Linked DNA regions of Homo sapiens: region 1 is linked to region 2. Evidence: read pairs that join two places in POLR2A ChIA-PET (ENCODE). Cell type or tissue: GM12878. All regions are shown on one strand. Each heading gives the region's core, and the rest is flanking DNA. Links, peaks and the distances in the headings are about the cores only.

Region 1 (3,678 bases), core at 1,179-3,678, 230 kb after region 2:
GATAGAGTTAGAAGCATGAGAAAAATATACAAGGATGCATATTAAGTTACATACTAAGAATGCAGCATGTATGATTTATAGCGTAGCATGGACTGCTACAGTTAGAGAAGGCAGGTAAGTTGAAAGAGCCAATGAAATAAGAAAAAGGCTGCACTGAAAATAGTTGAGATGATTACATTTGTGTATTTATATAAAAATACGTTATAGGTGTATATATTTCATATATTCATATGCCAATCAAAAAATCTATAAAGAAACAGGTCTAAAAAATTTGTGTTACAAAAATGCACTGTGAAGGTAGCTAAGAAAAATTAAATACAAAATTCTGGCCGAGTGTGGTGGTTCACACCTGTAATCCCAGCACTTCAGGAGGCAGAGGCAGGTGGATTGCTTCAGCCCAGGAGTTTGAGACCAGCCTGGGCAACATGGTGAAACCCTGCCTCTACAAAAAATACAAAAATTAGCTAGGTGTGGTGGCGTGTGCCTGTAGTCCCAGGTACTGGAAGGGCTGAGGTGGAAGGATTGCTTGAGCCCGGGAGGTGGGGGTTACAGTGAGCCAAGATCACGCCACTGCACTCTAGCCTGGGCAAGAGAGTGAGAATCTGTCTTGAAGAAGAAAAAAAAAAAAAAAAAAGAAATACAAAATTCTGGTATTACATCAAACAAGTGTATCTTGATTATTGTCACTCTCTTAATTTGTTTGGCTAAGCAGACTGAGACTCAAGTAGCACAACAGACCACAGTTGAATCACCCAGAAAAAGGCCTATTAGCCACTTTGGCAAAATAACATCTTAACTCTCTAAAGCTCACTACAAATCTTCAGTATTAGAAGTTGTAGGCCAGGCATGGTGGTTCACGCCTATAATCCCAGCACTTTGGGAGGCTGAGGCAGGCAGATGACTTGAGGTCAGGAGTTCAAGACCAGCCTGGCCAACATGGCGAAATTCTGTCTCTACTAAAAATGCACAAATTAGCTGGGTGTGGTGGTGCATGCCTGTAGTCCCAGTTACTCGGGAGGCTGAGGCACGAGAATCACTTGAACCTGGGAGATGGAGGCTGCAGTGAGCTGAGATTGCACCACTGTACTCCATCCTGAGCGAGACAGTGGGACTCTGTCTCAAAAAAACAAAACAGAAGTTCTAACGACCTTTTTAATAAATATATCAAGCATAAGAGGCAACGAAACAAATTTCATTCCAAAGTTTATTTGTGACCTGAAGAGAATACAAACCAAGAACTCTATATTGTGTGATCAGGGGCTATTTGTATTTTATTTTAAATGGAAATAATTATCTGTTCTTCTTTTTTAACATTCAAATGCACAAGATGAAAAGGTATAAAATTACTTTGAAGTAAACCTCAAGAGTGGGATTTCTACATACAAAATGTGGGATGAGGGAAATAGCTAAATTTAGCTATTGGGCCCCTCCCAAACCAGTCTGTTTTATGGACTTGGACTAGTACATACATCAGAGGAATTATTCCAGTCAGGTAGTAGGTACCACAGCATTAAGAAGTGATAAAAACTCCCTCTTCTGGTCATATGTAAGATCACAGCTTAGTGGGGTTGAAATCGCAGGTGTGTTTATCTTAGTCATCGTACAAATTAGTCTTGTGAAATGACTGTCAGGAAAAGTACTTTTTAGAAAATATAAATAAAATATGGATTTATATCCCGAAATATCTCCATTAAAGCTGAAGCATGGCAATCCTATAATAGCTAATGATTTCTACATGTAGCAGGCAAGTCAAGAGTGACACTGGTGAATATCAACAATTCATATATATATTAAATAATAATTTCTTACTTAATTTTTATTAAGCCTTTTTAAAAAAAATTTCCAACTGTTTTTTCCTCTACTTTATTAAGGTATAAATGACAAATAAAAGTTCTATATATTTACAGTACAGTGTAATGTTTTGATCCATATACACATTATAAACAATTTATATATATATAAAGATAGATATTGCCAGAAACTCACATTTTCACTGCCTTATTATTGTGGCAACCCAAATCAGAACTGCTGAAGTAGTTCATCAAATCACAGTAGTACAAACCTGGAGGGCACTGTGACCAGGTTCCATGCGGAGAATCAATATGCTAAAATACTGACAGACATTCCCAAAGAAGGACGGTCCTTAGAGCACTGTATACAGTAATGCAACACTGAAGATCTAAGTGTCCATCAACAGGAGTCAGGTTAAGTGAAAATACATTAATAAAGTGGAATAACAGGCAGTCCTTAAAAAGATTATAGCAGAACAATATGTATTAACATGAAAAAATATTTTAGATAGATTATTAAGTTAAAAATGTAAATTCACACTGAATCTACTTTTTTTTATGTGAGGGGAAAAAATACATTGGTAAATATTACTTTGTCCAGGTTCTAGGAACCCTCCAAGAGTACATGTCAAACTGTACCCCTGAAAAGTAAGATGAAGGAGCTTTCTTCAGTCTGATTGCATACTTATCCTCTGGTTGTTTAATTTCTTTTACAATGTATTTTATTTTAATAATTAAAAACAAATTGAAAGGCAGTGGTTTTTGTTAGTCAATAAATTTTCACAATTACCCAATGAATACATGAGAAGTCCCAGGAAAGTGCACACAGTATCTTTTGTTTCCTGGCTTGTATGACTAGATTACAGAAACATTAAAAAACTGAAAAGAAAAAATGACCCCCCACCCCCAACTTGGCATCACTGCAATAATTATTTTCTTCTATAATCTTTAGAAAATGCCTAAAGACTTAATATAATACATCAACACTTTTTATTCAGGTCAGTGCACCTCATTAAAAATAAATGCCCATATACAAACTGAAAGAACAACCTCCTGATCCATAAGCTCAAGTAAATTCATCCAGCTGCTTGAGCCAAAAACCCCATGAGTCATTCCTCCTCCCTTCCTTTCCCAGTCCATCAGCAAGCCCTGCTGGCTTTATATTTCCGATGCAGATTTTAATTCTGTTCACACTTCTCTGCCCCTGCTGCTACAATCCTAATCTAAGCTTTCTCTCCTGATCCAGCTCTCACCTTAACTAGTATAAAACAGCTCACTAACTGGTCTCCCTGGTTCCACATTTGCCCCGTGTTCCATACAGCAACCACGTGATCATAACACTTCCTGGCCAAAACCCTCCAGCGACTTCCCATTGCCTGCGCCGTCCAATCCTGATTCTTCTCATGGCTTGCAGGGCCCAGTGTCATCTGGTCCTGGACCCACTTTCTCCAGTTTCAACTTGGACCCCTTTCCTCCTTGCACACTGTCCTTAGGCCTCCTCACTGGCCTTTCTGCCAAGACCACTTCCATCTAAGGACCTCTGCACTTGCTATTTCCTCTATGTGAAGCACTTGTCCTCTACATCTTCAAATGGGCTGGCTCTCTTTCATCACTGAGTTTAAACATCAACTCCAGAGACAGGCTTTCTTTAACTAGCCTTACCTAAAGTGGTCTGCCCCAGTCATTTTCTCTCACATTATTCCTAGCATTTATCACTACCTGAAACAATCTGATTTCACACAATTTCATTTTTCTCTCTCCTCCTTAATACAATGTATTGTATTAAGTCAGAATATAAGGTGCATGAAATCATAGACACTGTTTTCCTACCTCAGTGGAGGGCAATGCCTAGCATATATTAGGCACCAGTAAATTTTGTTAAATGCAT
Region 2 (5,567 bases), core at 1,827-4,326:
CACTACTGATAAAGACATACCCAAGACTGGACAATTTACAAAGGAAAGAGATTTAACTGGACTTACAGTTCCACATGGCTGGGGAAGTCTCACAGTGATGGCAGAAAGCAAGGAGGAGCAAGTCATGTCTTACATGGACGGCAGCAAGCAAAGAGAGCTTTTGCAGGAAAACTCCTCCTTATAGTAACCATCAGATCTCGTGAGACTTACTATCACGAGGCCATCATGGGAAAGACCTGCCCCAATGATTCAATTACCTCCCACTGGGTACCTCCCACAACACATGGGAATGCAGGATGAGATTTGGGTGGGGACACAGCCAAACCATATCAGCCTGTATATTCAAGTTTCTATGTGTGTAGGAGTATATTTCTGCTTTGATTTGGACAAAAATGTGATGACGCTCTCCACTTATCTTGAGCTGTCTTTTCTAGGCCTTATATTGTGAACATTTTTCTGCATCAGTATATTTCGATCTGGATTATCCTTTGTAATGGTTCGATAGTTTTCTATTGGTAGGTTCTAACCTGGAGTGGTACCACTGCCTCTAGAGGGCATTTGGAAATGTATGTTTGGGAGAGGGCAATTACTGTCTAAATGACTAGGGGACTCCACTAGCCTATGCATGGGTCCTTGAGATGCTAAGCATCCCAAAAAGTACCAGATGATCCTGTGCAAAGGAGAATGGACCCATCTCAAATGCCAAGATACCATCATTGAGCACCATGGAGCTGAGGGTTTAGTTTTGACCACTTGCATTTATTGGCAGCTTTCCTCTATATTACAAGACAGCAGCAGCTAACCTTATGCATTTTATACATGTGCCTGCTCCTTTCCATAAGCGTAATTTCTGGAGGTGTAGTGGTCATGTGTAAGCTTCTCTAAGGTTTTAGATTCATGATGCTACACCACTCTCCAGGAAGATCATAACTGGTATGTCTTGTGGGTGGATAGCTTTCATTGGATGCAAGTGGATTTTATATTAGTTCTCGTCCTTGCTGCTCCATGAAACTCTGAAGAGGCCATCAGATTGTTTCTCCTGAGTGGATGTCTTTTTCATTGATGTTTTGGATGCTCCCAAGTGTTCATGGAGGGTACTTAAATATGAATATCTCCAAAGGTTAGTAATTTTACCTTGACCATAACTATGTTTTAGCACAGAATAAGTTGCAATTAGATTCATCATCCAGAACACTCAACTCTCACTTCAAACTGTCGCAGGAAGGATGAAGGGTAGATACCAAGTGTGACTGCCTAGTTTTTGGCTTTCCAAAGCATTGTCTCATAAGTGGTAAAATAGAACATCCAGTACTACCCAGAGACAGGGGTGAATTAGTTGGATTTGAGCCTTGTAAAGCTGTAAAATATCTCTTTTGGGAGTGTATAAAATTCTTTATTTGGCTTTTATTTTAGTGACTATTACTCATCCATCAGGTGTCAGATTAAATGTATCTCCTCAAAGAACTACTTTGGCTGGCCCCTAATACAAGATTAGGTCCTCAGTTACATGCTTTGTAGCAAACCCTGCAATTTTTGTTATTAACACTTATAAAACTTGTAATTAGATACTTATTGGTATAATTATTTATTTAATGTTTGGCTTCCCTACTTTCCTTTAAGGCCCAGGAGGGCAGGAATCTTGCATGCTTTCTTGTTTCGGAATCCTCCCAGCACCTAGCATAGTGCCTGACACATGGCCAGCACCCAGCAAACATCTGTTAAGAGATAGGCCAACGGCAGGGGTCCTCTGTAGAACCAGAAATGTTCAGGTCGCATCACACTGAAGAGATAAAAGCCTTTGGCATTATTTTCGACATAAAGGGTTATTCCATATCAATTATTTCTGTTCCCTCGGCTGCTCCTAAAGATTTGTATTCTAAGCAGATTCCCCTGAACATCCCAATTGCTTCAGAGTTTGCTTAGGTTGCAAAAGGCCAGAGAGGGTGACATCTTGCCAACGGCTGCATTTAGCAAACCTGAGGCAGCTCCACCAGCTCCAAGTCTCTGGGTCTGGAGCAGGGTGGGAGGAGCAGTGGGTCTGGCAGAAGCCCACTGTGTATCCAAACCCAGGCACCATTTATGTCCCCATCCGAATCTCGGGAGCCCAGTGGGAGCCATGGCATGAGGAGGAAACAGCCTGGTCCAGTGGGAAGAGCCTTGCTTCCGGAATCAGGCAAATCTCTCTACTACTCCACTACTTTCTGACCACAGTAAAGTTGTTAAATCTCTGGGACCCTCAGTTTCCTCTTGATGAAGATGACAATGATGATGGAAAAGTAATTAAACTCTCATTGAACACTTGCTATGGACCCACCATCCTTTTAAACACTTTGCATGCATTGTCTCATTTAATACTCAACCAACATTATTTAGTAATTACTCTTCCTGTCTTCACCGTAGGGTGAGTAAAGCAAGGCTCAGAGGAGTTAAATAACTTGCCCAAGATCACACAGCTAATGAGTAGCAGAGACAGATATAATCTCAGACAACCTGACTTTGGAGCCGGTACTATTAGACCTGGAGATCACAGGGCTGATCTGGCCATGGATGAGAGAGTGCTTATAATGCTCCTGGCCCTCTGTCTGCACGTAGAAGTTGCTCAATAAGTCAGTTGTTTCCTTCCCATCTTTCTTGTGAAATAGTAGTATGTGACTAACTAATTACTATTGCCCTGAGTCAGCTCAAAGAGGAGCAGAAGGAACGTTTGGCTTCCGGGAAAGAGGGAGGTTACGTGGAGATGGAGAAGGCGGATTAAGCATAGGGTTTGTAGCAATCCTAGAGTCCTTCTCAGCCTTCTCAAAAGGTTTTCATAAGGTAATTTTGAATTCTGCCAATATGGGAACCTTTCTGTTTCCCAGGCCTTCTGCTGTGGGATTGTTATAAAGATACAAGTTCGTCCCAGTGGAGTTCTCTGGCTCTGTGGAGCCTGTGGAAGTTATTCAGGGCCCCAGATGGAGCCTCTTGATTCTGAATCCTCTAATGCCCCAAGCAGGCTTTGGGATTATCTGCTGAAGTACTGAGCTCTGCCACCCACCTTCCTTGGTGCCTGAGATCTCCTGCAGCCTCACAGTCCTCAGACCTGGGAGGAATGAGTCCTTGGGGAATTTTCTGTAGGCTTCTCAGAGTGCAAAGGGAGTCTTCCCACAAAGAATATTCTACACATCTCTCTTAGGGGATCAACAGGTCAGCAGAGGCTCCTTGATTTGGCCTCTCTGCCAGTTGGAACCTTGTTAGTACCTGTCTGTAATGGTTTGGCTATGGGCTTCTTGGCAGCATTCCACTTGATTTTCCCCATGAGAGTCCAAGGAATAAATCAGAGAGCATGCTAGAAAATTGGGTGAAAAGGAAATGGCCATTGGGCTTTTTCTGTTCACTCATTCACCTATTTAAGGATATTTATTTTATACCTACTATGTGTCAGGCAGTGTTCTGGGCGCTGGGGACAAAACAGTAAACAAGAGACTTAAGGTTTCTACTGCACTGTAGTTATGTGAAGAGTAAAGACAAATAATTAGAAAACAAATAAGTAAGATAATTTCAGGTTGTGATTTTTTTTAAAAAAACATAGTGATGTTAAGAATAGGATTGTAAATATTTAGAAAACTCTTACATGTGTCAGATATTTTCCTGGGTGCTTTACAAGTTGCTTCTCACTTAATGTATCCTATAAAAACAAAACAAAACAAAACAAAAAAACAGCTTCAGAGATCATTGATGTGGAGCAGGGTGCTGGGGGGATTGGCTAATTTAGCCCGATGGGTCAGGTCCGGCGTCTCTGGGGAGGCAGTATTTGAGCTGTTACTGAAGAAGCCTACTATGCAGAGATCTCATTTGTTACAGAAGTTAACGTATTCATTTGAGTGAAACTCAGAAGTGAAATAAAATCAGTACCAACTTTGTGCACAAAGAATTTGGGGAGAGTGTTGGCAGACTGGGGAGACACGAATGGAGCCCATGCAGTGCTCGGTGCTTGCCAAGACATCCCTGGACATGAAGGCAGGACAGTCCAACTACCTTGCTTGCCCCTGGAAAATTGGAGGCACTTAATCATCCATCCCCTTGATGTTTCTGCCCCAGGTGCACATAGGGCAACAGAGAGCCCCCATTTGACTACAGAGGTGACATCTTCCATATGTTAAATTCATAGCTAGTACTCTACTTACATTTATTTATGTCCATACTACCTTCCAAAATGTGAGTCTGTTAGAGACGGACATTGTCTTATTCACCACTCTATGCTCAGTACCAAAAATAATGCTGGGCACATGCTAGCCATTTAATAAACAGGGTTTGCGTGAATAAACAGTCCCATTTAATCCTTGGTACAAAATCTTCTATTTCTCCATTGAAATCATTGAGGCTCACAGGATCAGAAACTTGACCAAGATGCCGCAGTCAGCGAGGGACAAAGACAGCACTTGAACCAGCCATTTGTCTGACTCTAGTGCCCGTGTGGGCTTTTCCTCCTCCACCCCTTCCTCATGCACAGTGAAGAGCATGCACATTGCTCCACTCAGGGAATCAGATCCAAGAAAGCAGACTTGGTGTGAGTTGGAGGAGGGGAACAGCATGAGTCACACAGTCTCTTTCATTCTTAGGGATGGGAAATTTCTCCTAATCTGAGGTTGACCTTAGTGACTAAGGAATTCATCTTTTCCCCACCTCCAGTTTCCCCACCACTGCAGGAAGCAGCATGGCCCTGCTTCAAAGATTTGTTTCCCTATCGACAATCTCTGTTTATCCTTATCTCTTCTCACTCTCTTACCCTGGCTTTACTGTACTTCCTCCAGGGGCTCTCATGTTACTGGTACAGACAGCGTCACGTACCTGGGCACTCAATAGTGACATTCATTCAGCAAATATTTTTTGAGTGCCAACTATATGGCAAGTACTTTCCTAGGCACTAGGGGACAGCTGTGAATAGAAAAGCAAGTACTTCTGCCTTTGTGGAGCTGACAGTTTAGTGAAGGATGCAGACAACTTAATAGCTGAATAACAAGACACATTCAGAGACCGACGTCTATTAACAAAGCAATAAGAAAGGGTGATATGATCTGGAGCAAGGAGTTGACAGGCTTTGTCTGTAAAGATCTAGATAGTAAATATAGGCTTCATGGATTGTACAGTCTCAGTGGCAAATACCCAACTCTGATGTTGTAATGTGAAAGCAGGCATTGGACAATAGGTGAACAAATGGGCATGGTCATGTGACAATAAAACTTTACTTACAAAAACAGGAAGGGGGCCTGATTTGAAACACAGACCCCTGATTTAGAGAATCTATCTACTTTATATTGGATGGCTAAGAGAAGCCTCTCTGCAGAAGTGACATTTGAGCTGGGACTTTACATGGAATGATGGCTTGATTACCCAGATTTGGTCTGCCTCGTCCCGTGGTTTTCAAAACGAGGTTCCCATACCAGTAGCACTAGTATCACCTGGGAACTTGTTAAATGTAGACTCTTGGGACTTGCCCCAGACCAAATAAACCAGAACTCTGAAGATGGAGCCCAACAATCTGTTTCAACAAAGCTTTTAGGTGTTTCTCATGCATGACAAAGCTTGAG

Evidence for each region. ChIA-PET counts read pairs that join two places held together with the same protein. Peaks named below come from ENCODE experiments on the same cell type or tissue, not always from the same donor. Only the 100,000 strongest peaks of a DNase experiment are listed, where the experiment ranks them.
Region 1: POLR2A ChIA-PET joins it to region 2 with 12 read pairs; 2 of 35 experiments call an interaction of 5 or more read pairs at or near these places.

Annotation. Positions count from the first base shown.
Region 1 is chr3:63,959,865-63,963,542 of GRCh38, reverse strand. All of the region lies in intron 5 of ATXN7 (ataxin 7), which reads right to left. Among named protein-coding and RNA genes, the nearest start is that of PSMD6-AS2, 42 kb to the left of the region's middle. RefSeq lists an enhancer at 2,631-3,130. In GM12878, for the core only: a CTCF peak has its summit at 1,535 (motif pointing left); no DNase peak of the experiment used is centred there; H3K27ac peaks cover 667 bases.
Region 2 is chr3:64,188,391-64,193,957 of GRCh38, reverse strand. All of the region lies in intron 2 of PRICKLE2 (prickle planar cell polarity protein 2), which reads left to right. PRICKLE2-AS3 (PRICKLE2 antisense RNA 3) reads right to left here. Exons shown (of 4, transcript NR_046702.1): 2 at 3,611-3,664. Among named protein-coding and RNA genes, the nearest start is that of PRICKLE2-AS3, 3.6 kb to the right of the region's middle. In GM12878, for the core only: no CTCF peak of the experiment used is centred there; no DNase peak of the experiment used is centred there.